2 separate regions of the Homo sapiens genome follow, and region 2 is linked to region 1. The links are chromatin contacts, found by Hi-C in ENCODE. All regions are on one chromosome and are shown on one strand. Each heading gives the region's core, a stretch centred on a gene start or an enhancer-like site at or near the end of the contact. The rest is flanking DNA. Distances are from core to core; before and after follow the strand shown.

Evidence for each region. A loop is a pair of places that touch in the nucleus more often than their neighbours do. Pooled maps may share reads with other maps.
Region 2: a loop to region 1 is called in a pooled map, with 9 times the contacts of the local background. The contact joins the promoter of DUSP28 here to the enhancer-like site in region 1. A Hi-C loop is called at or near these places in 2 of 37 single-sample maps with no recorded cell type and 6 of 50 pooled maps.

Annotation. Positions count from the first base shown.
Region 1 is chr2:236,547,390-236,554,865 of GRCh38, forward strand. It overlaps a transcript of ACKR3 not described here. Among named protein-coding and RNA genes, the nearest start is that of ACKR3, 19 kb to the right of the region's middle. RefSeq lists enhancers at 2,871-3,370, 3,448-4,238, 4,488-4,717, 6,339-6,478, 6,499-6,588. Within about 2 kb of position 3,487, at least 2 of the 41 ENCODE cell types and tissues checked have a DNase peak (open chromatin) inside an H3K27ac peak, as active enhancers do.
Region 2 is chr2:240,554,195-240,561,670 of GRCh38, forward strand. DUSP28 (dual specificity phosphatase 28) reads left to right here and starts at 6,163. Exons shown (of 2, transcript NM_001370465.2): 1 at 6,163-6,883; 2 at 7,136-7,476. The coding sequence starts at 6,491. The coding sequence ends at 7,273. ANKMY1 (ankyrin repeat and MYND domain containing 1) reads right to left here and starts at 3,794. Exons shown (of 18, transcript NM_001282771.3): 1 at 3,687-3,794; 2 at 2,996-3,158; 3 at 672-861. The coding sequence starts at 3,141. RefSeq lists enhancers at 988-1,488, 2,621-2,690, 6,748-6,889, 6,922-6,991, 7,022-7,381 and silencers at 3,734-3,953, 6,012-6,421, 6,602-6,651.

The DNA.
Region 1 (7,476 bases), core at 2,237-4,736:
GAATGTATATTCTTTATACACAAAAGAATAGGCTCCACAAATATATGTATAAAGTTGGTTTGGATTTACCGACAAGCAGATTATTTTCTTTGTTCACGTTTCCTTCTTGCATATCAGACCATTTTTTTCCTGAGACCATTTTATTCCTTTAAGTAGTGGAACCTTTTGAGAAGTTCCTTTAAGGAAGCTTTGCTGGCAGAAAACTCAATTTTTTGATAGTTAAAATGTTTTTTAAATTTTTGCACTCATTCTTAATAGGTAATTATCCTGGGCTTACAATTCTAGATTGACAGCTGTGATCTTTCATCATGTTAGAGATATGAATCCACTGATTTCTGGCTTCCATTTTTGCAGCTGAAAAGTCATATTTCAATCTAATTGCCTATTCTTTGTGCAGTCTGCCTTTTCTCCAGGCTGCTTTTAAGATCTTCCCTCTTATCTTTCATTCATTTTTTTTTTTTTTACAGCGTATCTGGGTGCTAGCTCTTCCAATGCCTTCTGCCTGAGATTTGTTGTGCTTCCTGAATCTGAGGATTTGTGTCTTTCATCAATTTGGAAAACTCAGAGGAGCCACTTTCCCTGATTGTTGTGTCATCCCATTCTCTGAAGTCTTTCCTTCTGGAATTGCAATTAGACATATCTTCCACATTCCCACTGGCCTTTCCTAGTTTTCATTTCTCCTTCCCATTTCCCATGTCTATGTTTTTTTCTACATTCTAATGTTGCAGTCTGTATCTGATAATTTTAATAACTATAGTTTTACAGGTTTGATCCTGCTGTTTGTTGTTCCTGCTTAATTCTCATAGTATCTTGGGTTTTTTCATGTATTTTATGATTTAATTTTTTTTCTTATGAACTCATGATCAGTGGTATTCAGGGAATGGTTTGAGGCCTAGGTTGAGAATGCCTCTCCCAGAAAGCATGTGTGTTTGTTTCAATCTGGCTACTGCATGAAGGCCTACTTTAAACTGAATTCTTAGCCAAGATATTTTTGGACCACAAAGATGTTATGAAATCAGGCCCTAAACCCACATAAAGTCTGGTATGTTATTTTGAATTCTCAGGGAACATTTTTTCTCCCTCCCACCAGAACCTAGGTTAAGATGGTAAGATTTTCACCATCTCCCTCGTTAATCTTCCCAGGGAGGGTGTGGCATCTTGCAGGGAGGTCTTTGATCTGACTTCTCAGCTTTGTCACCTGCCCCGTCTTTCATGAGCAAACCAATTCAGGAAGAGGACAGCTGAGCAAGGACACTGTAAACCTTACGGGCAAGAGTTATCATTCAACTTAGGAGGAGAGCTCCATGTGACTCTCTAATGGCAGAGACTATGGAGCATTGTTTGAAGAGAGTTGCAGATGTTGACCTTCTCTGACATAACAGCCAATAAAAACTCACATAAGCACAGTTCAGTATTTATTTAATTGTGATTTATACTTACTGGATGAGTTTCTTGCCAACTAGCTTATTAAAAGCTCGTGCACATGCATCTAAAGAGGTCATACGATCATTCTGGAGTGTCATTCCTGATGACAAGCAACAAGGGCGCACATATTTAAAGCTATTCTTACAACTTTAACTTGAGCATCTTTTGGTCGAAAATTGGCATAGTTTAATTAAGTGAAAAACCTTAATTACCTTAGGTCCACCTTGGAAGGAACCTGAGACTGCTTTAATGTGTTACTAAGAACTCATGGTAAACTTTGCTTATCCAATATGAGATAAGCTCTTCTCATTTCCAACAAATTTGAGCAGAGACACTTTTCAGGTCCAGGTCTCTGCCCCTGCCCTCTTCCTGTGTCTTCTCCTCCAGCCCTAGCTCCGACCCTGCAGACCCAAAGGTAGAGTGAGCGGAAAGGGAGCAGCTTCCACCTTTGCCAGCCCCAGCCTGCTCCACGGTCCCTCCTTGGCCTCTGTAAGCCTGCCCATACCCTTTTGTGGAAGCCTACATAGTCTCCCCTGCTGAGGGCTCCATCAGTTCCCTGTCCCTGCCAGCAGGGTAACCTAGGTATCCTGCATTCCTCCTTAATGACCTGAAGGCTCACATCCTCTGGGTCCCCTCACACAGTGAGGTGGCATGTCTGTCTCTCTGAAAGATTAGTCTTCATGAGGCCTCTTGACTAAGTGGTGTGTCTGGTCTACTGGGAGATATGTGGCCAGTAGTTTTTCAAGCGATTTAATTCTTAACTAAATAATAGTGGAGTCAAGATGTTCATTAGGGCAGCACCCTCCTCCCTTGGCTGCACTTCTGGGTGTGAGAACAGTAGTAGGATCATAGTTGGTGCTGGAAGACTTGTGTGTGGTCCGTGTCCCACCCAACCCATGGGTGAAAGGGAACGAGCCACCACGGACCTGCCCTCCATAGCTGTGTCAGGTGCAACTATGGTGGAGCCCTGTACATCCCTGGGAAGTGTATTTTGAAAGTGGACATTATCTGTTTTGGGTTTGGCAGAAGAAAATTGGCTGTGAACTGTCCATCCATTTATTTCTGGAGGACTGATGGGTAAACAGTGTTTACAAATCATCTGTTTCTCTAATGTGACGGAGGGAATTTCTAGCTGTCTGGTGTTTCTGACATCCCCAACTGTGAGGGCCTATGCTAAGGCTGCCTGCTGTGGGCAGGGCACTGTCTGCCCAGGTACCCGGGGCCCTTTTGACAAGGGCTCTTTAAATGCAGGTTCATCAACAGCTCCAGTTCTATTGCCACAGCCAAACTGCAGCAACGTGGATTCCTGTGGGTGCATAGTCTGTTTCCATCCCTAAGGCCATGCGAGGGGCTGGCTCTTCCTGGCCATTCTGCACAGTGAAGGCGGTGTGTGAGGAGAATTCAACAACATCCTTCTTCGTGCCTGCCCCTGGTGTCCACTGGACACGTAATGTGGCAGTATGGCTTTGCAAGACGAGGTCCGCATGGGAGATGTTGGGGGTGGCAGGGTACCCGGCTGCGCACACATCTGCCAGGCCAGTGTGCACGCTGCTCACCTTGGCAAAAGAAAACCTTTCAGTTTCCATTGGTGTAGTTAGGGCTGATGTGTCAACATTCTTCACGTCATCGGGCAGTAAAATACATGCTGATTGATGGCAGCACCTTCTGAGGATATCCAGCTTGTGAGATTACTCTGCTTGGTTTCAGGTAGGTGGTCTGCACCAAGGGTGAGGCTAGGGGTGAGCAGGCCTGAGACTTAGCTTCCGGCAATGTGGGCTCTCAGAGAGCAAATGAATCCAGTCTCCCTCAGTCACCTGGGGACTGACCTGACATCTTGTCGCTGAGCAAGGCTTTGGACAAGGCATGAAACCTCTCGGAGCCTCAGCCCCTCATTGGTAAAATGGGTGTCTTAGTAATTCTCTGCAGGGCTGTCACCAGGGTTCAAAGAGCAATGCAAAGTCAAAGTCTCCATTAACGAGCGGCTACTCAATACATATTTCTTACTGCTGTCCTTATGTTTATTGTTCATGAAACCACTTTCCGTGTCATGTGCATTCACACACGGCTGCCCCGGCTGGGTGGCTGCAAGAATGACTCTTACCTTTCTATTTCCTACAGCTGGAAAGCCCGGGCCCTTCCTTTTGGTTTCGTATTACCAATCCTCCACCTTGTTTGTAAGTCCTTGTTATGGGGACAGTGCCTTCTTCCCTGTGGAAGTTTCTGCCTCAGTTTCCCTGCCTTCCTCAGCCCTGTAGGCACACCTACCCTGCTGGGCTCTTCCACAAGTTCAGGCCCTGCTTCTGCATCTCACACTTCCCGAGGGCAGGGCTGGGAGGAACCCGGCGAGCACCAGGAGAAGTGGAAGCTTGGTGCCTCTTCTCCCTCAGCCTCCCGGTGCTCCGGGCTCTGCATATGGGCACAGCCAGGAAGTCCAGTTCTCAGGCTTCATGCCCCAAGCCCCATTTCCCCTCCTACCCGGCCATTTGAGTCCCTTGTCAAGCCTCAGGAGACCCCACTGGTGGCTTGGAGCTGGAGGTGGCTGCCCCCAAGTCCAGCCTTGTGGCTGCAGGAAGGAAAGTGTGCTCCTGGCCCCCAGGAGGGACTCAGACAGCATTTCCCCTTGAAACCCTGAGGTACTGGGTGGGCACAGCAGTCCGGCAGTGCTGTGGGTGAGCTGACATCAGGGGCCATCCTGCCACCTGAATCTCCCAGTGTGTATTGTCTCTGTGGGAAAACTGGGTGCAGACACCAGCTGATTTGCAGCCTAACTGACTCCAATGTAAAAATGGACTGTGTCCAGACTCCTTCCCCTTTCCCCCTCTGGTCTAGTAGAACAATGGCTTCTAAAAGGCAAAATGGAATATTTGCAAATACCAAAATGTGCCTTGGACTGTTTGGAAACAATGTTATACTTCTCCTTTTCAGTGTGAACCAGCATTGATTTATATTTCAGCCCAGACCTCCAAGACCTTGATGGGCTTGGCTCCCTTTGCCCTTAGTTCTCTGAGCCTTGCATGTGGGACCCCTTACAAAAGGCTAGGAGGGGCTGGGCCCACCCGACTCTGAGACAGCGTTGCCCTGGTCCCGGCAGATCAAGTAGCCACGGCCTCTGCTCAGAGGCTCAGCTCTGGTCGGCCTGCTTGTCCTTCCCCTCCTCGTGGCTTGGTGACCCTCCTGTGCACTCGGGCCTGGCTTCTTCTCTTATTTAATCAGCATTTGGGTAACTGAAACCTGGTCTCTACCCCCGTAGAACTTTCTGCCTGGGTTTCCCATCCAATACTCTGATGCAGGGTATTTACAATTTTGTAAGGAAGACCCAGGGGATTTCCCAGAGCAAAATGGTGCTGGTCTTTTAAGATGGAAATGTGCATTGTGAGCCCTTGAAAGGAGAGTGAAAAGGGAGGGAGACCTTGCTGTTCAGTCGCCCTGGCCAGGACTTCTCAATGTGTCCTCCGGGTGGATGTGAGGGCGTCGGAGGGGACAGATGCTGGGGAGAGAAGGGCTGATCATGCATCTGAAGTTCATTCAACTACTTTCTATTATACATGGTGAAAATTTGAGGAAATTAGTAAAATCAGAACTAAGGGAAACTGTCAACAGTCCCCCATCACCTGAAGAAAGTCACTTCTCAGGTTTTGGTGTCTGTCCTCCCAGTCTTTCCCCCCTCCTTTTCATTCTTGCGTAGTGGTGATCACTATCGTGGCAGTGATTCAAAACAACTTTCCTTTTTGGGAGGAGGGGAGAGAGATAATTTTATTTGGAAAAAATGGTAAATGCTTGCTATTGTTAAAAAGGTAGAAAATATAGATGAACTATGATGATGCAGTTGGAATGGGGTGATTTCAGAAGTATTTGGTTTCAAAGGAATATTTACAGAGGCATGCTCTGCGTGTAGGAAACTTGGAGTTGAGTAATAACATAGAGCATGTAGCCACTGAAGGGACAAGGGAGGGAGGGACCCAGGGAGGGAGGGGACCCCAGGGCCGAGAAGTAGGGTCATAGGAAGGTTAAGGAGATATCACGCTGGCCACTTGTACGGGCCTCTTCCCAGGCCCTAGGAGAGGCCTCAGGATGTGTTCATGTTAGCAAAGTGTTTGAGAAATTTGCAGAAGTCACACATTTTAGCCAGGATCAGGTTATTCTATTTCTCTTCCCGTTCTTATTTCCTTCTGCACATTGGCCCATGCTTGGTGGTTGGAATGACACTGGCATTTTGTTTATCATGTGATACTCCTTTTCTTACAGGACTACCCTAATTTTGTCCGTTCCAGGCCGCACAACACCTGGCTCCACCTTTGCGGAGGAGATCCAGTTGCCTGCGGTTGGCTGCTTTGCAGTGCACCCTGGGGGGAGGGTGGGAGAGCAGGTGATATCCCTCTCCTCCTCCCCCCTGCTGAGGGCCCCATGGGTGAATCCCACTCCGAAGCCAGAGGCCCCAGGAGCCTTCCAGGCAGACAGTAGGTGGAGGAAGGCAGAGAGTAGACCTGGAGGGGCAGATGGAAGAGCTTGGCTCATCATATGTCCAACGCCTAAGGAAAACCACAGGTGCCATTTGGCAGATATACGCTTACAGTCCCTTAAGGGGAACTCTTTAATTTTGCTTGAGGCAGAAAAAAACAGGACATGGAAAAGCCAATAAAGAAAGGCCAGAGGGAGAGAAAACACATCACCAAGGTTCCCAGCATAGGAGAACATAGGCTGAGCTGGAAAATGACCTGGTTGCTTGGAACAGGATCACAAATTCAGTGAGTTAAGTCACAGATGCAGAAGCACCTGCGTAAAGTCTGAGAACCAAAAAGGAAGCTCCCAATTCCCTGGCCACGGTTGAAGGCACCCATGTGGACCAGCCCCTGAAACCCCTGAAGCTCAGGAGGGTTTCCCGCCATGCGGGAGGGGCACCAGCAAGCCTATGTTCAGAGAAGCTGCGAACTGCGAGTGCTGGGCTTGTGGAGTGAGGCCTCTTGGTTTGTCAGCGTCTGCTGCAGTAAAGGGAGTGGAGTGTCTCAGATGTCTTTAGAAAATGAAAATGTTTTCTTTGGTAATGTTTTGAATATTTCATCTCTACTTGTTTCCGTCATTCTGGGAAGCTTATCCTGTAGTGTTATTTAACAATCTGTTTGCGTAGAGCTTTATTCAGAAAATTGTTTCCCACCTGCTGTCTGCATCGTAGTTGGTGAGGGTCCTGGACAGAGGTTCATGAGGACACAGTACACCAGGAGTGACTCACGAGCCTCAGGGCTGTGTCCTGGGTGGATACAGAGCTCAATCTCATGGAGGAAGATGTCACTGGAAAAAGTCCTAGGTGGCTCTGATATCTGCCCCTCTCCCTTCCTCCCTTCTGGGAAAATAAGTGAGTAAGACATAGTCCCTTAACTTCGAGGGGTTATTAACTCTTCATGCATCTTATACAAATATGTATAATGTGGAGCATCACTAAGGATCCAGAGGGAGCAATCAATTCCAAATAAGAGCTATCCAGGAAGGCATCAGGAAGAAAGTAATATTTAGAAGAAAGGCAGATGTATCAGAGAAGGAAACTCCACAGTAACTTGAACAGGGAATATTTGATTCAAAGAATTTTTAATTATAACAGAGGACTGGAGTAAGGAGGGATTGGCTAGAAAGAAGTAAACAGAACTCTAAGGAAGATGGGATTAGCAGACATAGGAGCAGTCATGACCCCTAGGGCTGAGATAGGGCATCCAGGGAGAAGCCCCTGCCCCCAGGGCTGAGGTTTAGGTTTTGGAGAGAGCACTGCAGCACTCCCTGGGTGCCAGAAACCTGTCCTCTTGGGCACCAAGAAAGCTGTTCATGGGGAAGTGTCTCATTAGAGGCACCCAGCGCAAACAGCAGGGGGTGCAGGGAAGGGTCTGGCTGCCATGCTCTGGGAGAACTGGGCACCAGAGCAGGTGCGAGCAGGGCAGGAGCCCTAGATGCTAACACACCAAACTAGGAAACAAAACCCTTCCTCCTGCTGTATCTCTCTGGCACCCTCTCCTGTCAAGCTTAATATCATGCCAACTGGCATAGTAGAAATAGTTAAAGGGGCCC
Region 2 (7,476 bases), core at 4,913-7,412, 4.0 Mb after region 1:
TGCCCCATCTTGATGCACTTCATGCATCCCCAAGTCAGACCAGCGTCCTGCTGGGGCCTTTCTCTTTCCCAGGGGTGTTTGATGCCACCCCCAGGGGCTGGGCAGATGGAACAAGGTCAGTCTTAGAACCCCCTCGTGGAGATGGAAAGAGAGAGGACCTAGTTACATCATTAGAATCCTGGATCCAGCCAGGCCTGAGGCTACCTTACCCCTGGACTTTCCATGGCAAGCGCCAACAGAGGCCTTTTCAGTTTCAGCTGCATTGAATGTGGGCTCAGGACCTAGCCTGGGGGTGCAAAACTTGTTCTCATTTTGTCTTTTAGAACATTCGCTGCCTTCTGCTTAAGCCTAGACACAGGCAATTTCACCAAGGTAAATATACGAGTTGCTATGGCAATTCATAATTTTAAAACGTCTGCCCAGAATAAGAACTTATCTTCTTAAGTCACAGCTTCCCAAACCTCATCCTGGGACCCCAGCAAACCATGGGTGTGATTTTGGAAGTTGGGAAAGATGCTTTTCTCTGGACATTTCTCAAGGAGGAAAAACTTTAGCCTAGCACCCTTCCTGTTGATGGGCCTAAAAGTTCCCGTCCCATCACTCTTGGAAGGATAAAGGCCAGCCACCAGAGGCCCTAGGGGAGGAGGCGGAGAAAGTGTGGAAGCAGTTACCTCGCCTGTGGGCCAAGAGAATTTGCCATATCCAAGCTTCATGTTCAACCCAAACTCCCCCTGGTACATGCAACCATCCTGCCACTCCTGCACACCCTGGACGAGCTGGATGTAGGACTCCCTCAGGTCCTGCGCCCTCAGCGGGCCCTCAGCTTCCTCCTCTTCCTTCTCAGGGGCTGCTGAAACATCCCTAAAAGGACAGGAGCAGAAGGAGGGAAGAGTGAAGTGGCTGCAGTGCCTTCAGTGACTGCTGAGCACAACCCCCGAGCACAACCCAGCATCTCATTTCATCCCACAGTCCCGGGGCAGGTGCCGCTGCATCCCCACTCCACTTGGAGAGAAAACCGAGGCACAGAGGGTGCAGCGATTGCCCAAGGCCACACAGGAAGTGGAATGCACAGTAAGGCTGCCAACGGATAGGAGAGATGCTGCCAGGCTCTAGAGGCAGGACCAGTCGGCCTGTCCAGCCCGGGCCTGCTGGCGGCATCTCCTGAGATCGATGGCCCTCTGTCCCACTCCAGCTGCCTGCAGGACGTGGGTGCCCACAGCAGGGTCCTCATTCAAGGGCCAGGAGTGCCAGCCCCAAGCTGGACAGAAAACAGACTGCCCACACATGTGGACCCATGGAAGGTCGGAAGGCAGCTCGAGAGGCAGCCAGCTCATACTAGGATGGACAGGTGGATAGGTGGACAGATGGATGGATGCAGGGCTGGGGAGTATGCTGCAACAGCGGGGAGCACAAACCAGGGTGGATTTGCCGTAACTCATAGGGCGTCCACAGACAGACAGGGCATGTCAGACCCCCCACAGATGGACAGGGCGTCTCAGACCACCACAGACGGATGGGGCGTCTTAGACCATCACAGACGGACGTGGCATCTCAGACCACAAAAGGCGTGGTGCCTCAGACCTCCACAGATGGATGGGGTGTCTCAGACCCCTACAGAAGGACAGGGCATCCCAGACCAACACAGGTGGATGGGGTGCCTCAGACCATGAAAGATGGACAGGGCATCTCAGTTCCCCCCCAGACGGACAGAGCATCTGAGACCCCCACAGATGGATGGGGCGTCTCAAAGGGCCTTCCGTTCTCAGCTGTGCAGGGCGGCCGTCCCTGGCCAAGGTGCCAGCAGCGTCCCTGCCTAGGGAGGGTCCTCTTCCTGGCCTGTGGAGCCGCCTTCTCATTGGCTCCCCACATGGTAGTGAGAGAGGATGGGGGAACTCTGGGCTCTTCTGCTTCTCATAGGTACACTCATCCCATCATGGGCTCCATCTTCACCACCCCATCTAAACCCAGCCACCTCCCAAAGCCCATTGTTGGGAAAAGGGCTTGTGGGAAAAGGGCTTGTGGGGTGCCTGCATAAACAGGCCATGAAAATATGGGACAATAAGTTGTGGAAAGCCACAAGAGGCCTCTGAGGAGGAAAGCCTCCTAATTGCCATCATGTTCCCATGCCCAGAGCGAGATCCGCTCTCTTATCTGTAAACACTGTGTTCAAGGAGAAAGACTCTCCTTTGAAGCCCTGGACTGTGGACAGACATGCAGGCTCCTAGCTAAGCCCGCTCCCACCAGTTACTCTCCGATAAGTTAAAAGATATGCTGTTTGAGCACAAAGGAGATTCACTGAAACCAATATTGCTATAGATTACACCTATGACACACTGCCACCCTTTCACTGTTTCGCCCTGAACATCTGCTTCTCAGATCTAAGTGTGCTCAATAAACAGTGTGGAGACCAGAACTCTGAGCCCTTTGCAGCCTCCATTTTGCAACTGGCCCCCTGGCTCCCCACCTTTCAATTCTTAACCTGTCTCTTCTCAATCCTTTGTCCCCACTAGACTTTGGGCACTCTACGGGTGGTGTTGAGGCTGGTCCCCAACACCCATCACACTGGGCCAGGGCTGGGACTGAGTTTTGGAGGCCCACAAACAGGGACAAGCACGATGGGGTGACAGGGGGACCTCGTGAGATGCTGCAGTGAGACTCCAGGGCAGCCCCTGGCTGTGAACAACAGAGCTGTGAAGATGGAGACAGCTTGGGAGCCCCATCTCGTGAGGGAAACGTTCCCTCCCTCCACTAGGCGGCGACACGGGTGGCAGAGTGTGCAGGCAGGAAGGGACATGAGAAGGTTCCAATTACCATCTATTGTCGTTTTCCTCAGTAGGTTGCTGACACAGTGTTGAGGCTTTCAGATTTCTCCAGAAACTAGTTTCTCAGGGAGTAACACAGTTCAGGGATTTTTACTGCTTGCCTTAAGGAGAATCCCGGCTAACCCTGGGCCCCAGGTCAGGGTCGGACCTCCCCGCTGGAGGGTCCCCCGCACCTTGTGGCGAAGACAGCGTAGTTCTTCAGGGACCCCGGCTCCTCGGCAGCAGGGGTCTCGCCGCCCTTCCCCTCTAGCGGGCGTTGGCGGCTGCCAGCCCCAGAGACTTCGTCCTCTAAGCTAAGGGAGGCATGGGCCCCTTCCATGTCTGTGGTCTTCCAACCTGCAAGCGACGTCAGGACCGCACATGTGCCCCCAGGGCTCCCGCCGCGAACTCAGAGGGCGCCCGAGGCCCGGCCCGCGGCCCCTGAGCCTCAGAGAACCCAAGCCCCTCCCTGAACCGCGCCGGAGCCTGGGCCGCCACCCACAGGTCCCGGACCACCATCCCTGGGAGTCCTCAGGGAGACCTGTCGGAACCATGGGTAAACTTCACCCGCGTCCCCAGGTGTCCCTGTCCCTTCGTGGGCGGGAATCACAGCAAGGGCGGTCGCGGCCACGTGGCCAGGCCAGGCCCGCACCCACTATCGCCCAGGAGGCGCCGCTAACAGCGGGTCTCAGCCACGGGCCTCTGAAGCCAGCGCTCGAGGGTGGGCTCGGGAGACGCCGCGCCCACCTAACCCCACGCCCCCAGCCCCTCGGCCCCTCCCTGGGGTGGGGACCGCGAGCCTGGCGCCCCCCCGCACCCGCCGCCCCACGGAGCTCCGGGATCCCCCTAGCCCCGGCTCCCAGCGCTCCTGTCGCGAGACCGCACCAAGCAAGACTCGAAGAGCTCGCGCCGGACAGCAGGGAGACCGACGGGACTGCAGCCACCGCGGACGCCCGCGCTCCCGTCCCGACTGCTTGCCAGCCCTGCGCCTACGGAGAGCGTCGCGTTTCCCTGGAGACAGCCCCGCCCCATGCCCGCTGCCACTCTCCGGCTCCGCCAATCCCCCCGCCAGGACGCACCCGGCCCCGCCTCCGGGCGTGCCCGCCCTCTGTGACTTCAGGGGCTTGGGGCCGACACCCCGCGGGCCTCGGTGCCAGCCTCCCGCTTACCCGGTCAGCCCCTGGGCCGAGTACCCCTGGGAGAGAAAGCGCTAAATTCCCCCAACACTCCCGTGATGGGGGCACAGGGAGCGCCGTGGGACACCTGAGGAAACTGAGGCCCAAGTGTTAATTAACTTGCCCTGATCACCTAGCACGTGGAGCCACGACTTGCTCAAGCCCTGCCTGATTCCAGCCCCGGCCTTTGTTCATTCAGTAAATGTGGAAGGCGCAAGGGTAACTCGAGGCCTGCGGAGGGAACGAGATGAGGGAGGCCGCAAGAGTCACCGCAGAGAAGAGGGATTGGCTGTCTTGGACCCTCCGAGGGCCTCGGGGAAGGACTGCAGGAGAGCGGATTCTTGATGGGGCTTCACAGGATGCGCAGGAGCTCTCCAGGCTACAGAGCGCATTTCAGGAACTGGACTGGGATGTACAGAGGCACCATGGTGGGAAACAGCTGGGCCTTCCTGCAAAGAGGGGAGAGGCTCTTGGAGGTGCAGGGCTTGCGTTTTCTCAACCCAGACTGCCTCTGAGAACAGGGCAGGGGGTGTGAAGAGCTGATGCCCTGGCCCTCCCCACTGGCTAGCTTTCCGGGGACTAAGGACTAAGGCTGGGCCAGGATTCTGGGGTTCTAGGGGCTCTGCCTCCACACGCCAGTGCCTGTCTGTTGAGTTCACTTCTCTCTAAAATCTCATTTTACACCACGACCCAGTACAAACCACTCAGAAAAATGTTTCATTAAAAGTTCGGCATACTACATGCATGCACTCTAATATTTTCATGTAGTCTATTATTTCTCTAAAAACTAAAATGCTGATCATGACCCACAGAATTGATTTCACAACCCACATTAGTTGTGAATTACAACTTGCTAAGGAGTCAGAACCAACATGTAGAAACCCTCTGTTCTTAGCAAGCACATTCTGGTTACACTGTGGGGGACTAGCACCAAGTCCAGGAGACAGAGGCTGGCCCAGACTAAGTGTGGCAATGAGATGCAGAGACACTTAGGATGAATTGGTTCCCAATCCATTACCTCAATGGAGTGGGAGCATGATGGTTCAAGTAGCAGGCTTTGGAGCAGAAAACCCACCTCAACCATCCTCCAACCGTAAAGGGTGATGATGATTCATGAAACAGTCCAGGAGGAGGAGGGACTTCAGGTTTTGTTTGATTCATTTCAGTGGCCCAACAGTGGCATCAAGGACCTTGGCTCTCCCATCTCCTCTGCTTTCACCCAAGGCTGGCTTCCCCTTATGGCCATGAGAGAACAGAGGAGCCTTCCAAAGTGCTCTCTCCTTCATGGGTTATTAGACACCAAGCTCATTCCCAGAGCAGTCACGGGAGTGTGGCCTTCACTTTTGGCCAGAGACAGAGCCAACTCCTAGAAAGCGGAGGGAGACAGTGTCCCAACCTAATCAATGGCTCCCATGAACGCCAGGGAAAAAAAGGGAATTCCACTCCTCCATCCTAGGAAAGTTGGAGTCCTTCCTTAGGGTGGAGGAAGTGGGAAACAGATGCTGATAAGACCTCCACGGAGGTGATGTCTGGAGCTGCAACCAGGGAAGACCTGGCTGCAGACATATTTGAGTCTTTAGCTCAAGAGTGAACCCCAGGCTGCAATAAAGATCTGACAGTTACCAATGCTAGAAGGCTGATGGACAAAGCAATGACGATAACCCAGAGAGAGACTGTATGCAACTGAAACTTCAATTGCTAAATGTCTGTAGGGCTGTTGAGACAGTTGCTTTTCAGTGTATCCATTGCCTGAAAATTACCAGATGTCAGAAAAATTGAAGGAGTCTTAAATGGCAATTTCATGGACATTAAGTGATATTAAATTTTTTAAAGTTACAATGCTGACCCCAATAAATTACTTAGAAACAGCAAAAGGAATAGTGTGGTCTATGAAGAAGTGATGAAAATAGAAATTAGTTTTATTTTATGAGCCATGTGTTATAATACATAGAAAAAAATGCACCAATTACAAAGCGGGCCACAAAAAGGAATAAACGTAAAGCCGACAACGCAGTCACTAGGGAAAGGGTGAAGACACGGGAACCACGCAGCCCGCCGTCCACGTGCACCGGGTAGCCACGGGGCCCTAGCCGAACGACGCGGACGCGAAGTGGGCGGGCCCGGCCAAGCCACGCCTCCGCGCCAGACGCCGCAGTAGAGCGGGCAGGGCGCTGCGCCCAAGAGCCACAGACGCAAGCCCAGTGCCACAGGCCGCGGGGGCGGGGAGGACGGCGCCCGGGGACAGAGAACATGGGACGCAGAGCGGTCCAAGGCCCCGGCGCCCTGGTGAGGCCCAAACCTCCCGCCATGCCCCGGCCCCAACGAGACCCAAGCCCCCTGTCCCGGCCCAGCGCCCGCGGGGGACCCAAGCCCCAGCCTGGTCCACCTCGGAGGCCTCTAGGACCCGGGGGCGCCCGGCGGCCCGCCCGGCTCCCACAAATAGACTCCTGGGCGGGCGCCTGAGCCCCCAAAATAGATCCTCAGGGCCCAAAAGCAGACTCTTCGGCGGGCGCCATGGGACCGGCAGAAGCTGGGCGCCGCGGGGCCGCCTCGCCCGTACCTCCACCGTTGGTGCGCGTCGCGCCCTCACTCTTCCTCGGGAGCGCGCGAGCCGCGGGCGCGGAGGAGCAGCTGGCGCGCGCGGGAGTCACGCTGTGCGTCAACGTCTCCCGCCAGCAGCCCGGCCCGCGCGCGCCCGGCGTGGCAGAGCTGCGCGTGCCCGTGTTCGACGACCCGGCTGAGGACCTGCTGGCGCACCTGGAGCCCACGTGCGCCGCCATGGAGGCCGCGGTGCGCGCCGGCGGCGCCTGCCTAGTCTACTGCAAGAACGGCCGCAGCCGCTCGGCCGCCGTCTGCACCGCGTACCTCATGCGGCACCGCGGCCTCAGCCTGGCGAAGGCCTTCCAGGTGGGCGGGCCTTTAGGGGGGCGGTGTTTCGAGAGGGGCGTGTCTTCCGGGGACGAGTTTTCCGGGCGGGGCCGGCTTCGGGATTGGGACAGGCACTTCCGGGAGGGGCGGGTCTCTCTCGTGAGGGCGGGCTTAGGGAAGCAGAGAGGCACTTCCGGGTTGGGCGGGGCCCACTCTTACAGCTGGGCCCGCCTTGGCCCCTGCTGGCCATTAGCGCGACTTGGGGTTATTCAGTACACTTCTTGTTTGCAGATGGTGAAGAGCGCTCGCCCGGTAGCAGAACCGAACCCGGGCTTCTGGTCTCAGCTCCAGAAGTATGAGGAGGCCCTCCAGGCCCAGTCCTGCCTGCAGGGAGAGCCCCCAGCCTTAGGGTTGGGCCCTGAGGCTTGAAGCTTGAAGGCCTGCTGCCTGGAGGAAGGATGTCCCTGCACTGATACAGAAGGCTGGTCTTTACCCTTCTTCCTCACTGTCATATCGAGTTTTCCTTTGTGTGTGTGTGTGTGAAACATAGTGCTTTTAATTTTATATTTCCGGCTGAGGTGATGCACAAATTATCTTACAGACACAAAAAGAAATACATTTGGTAAAACATC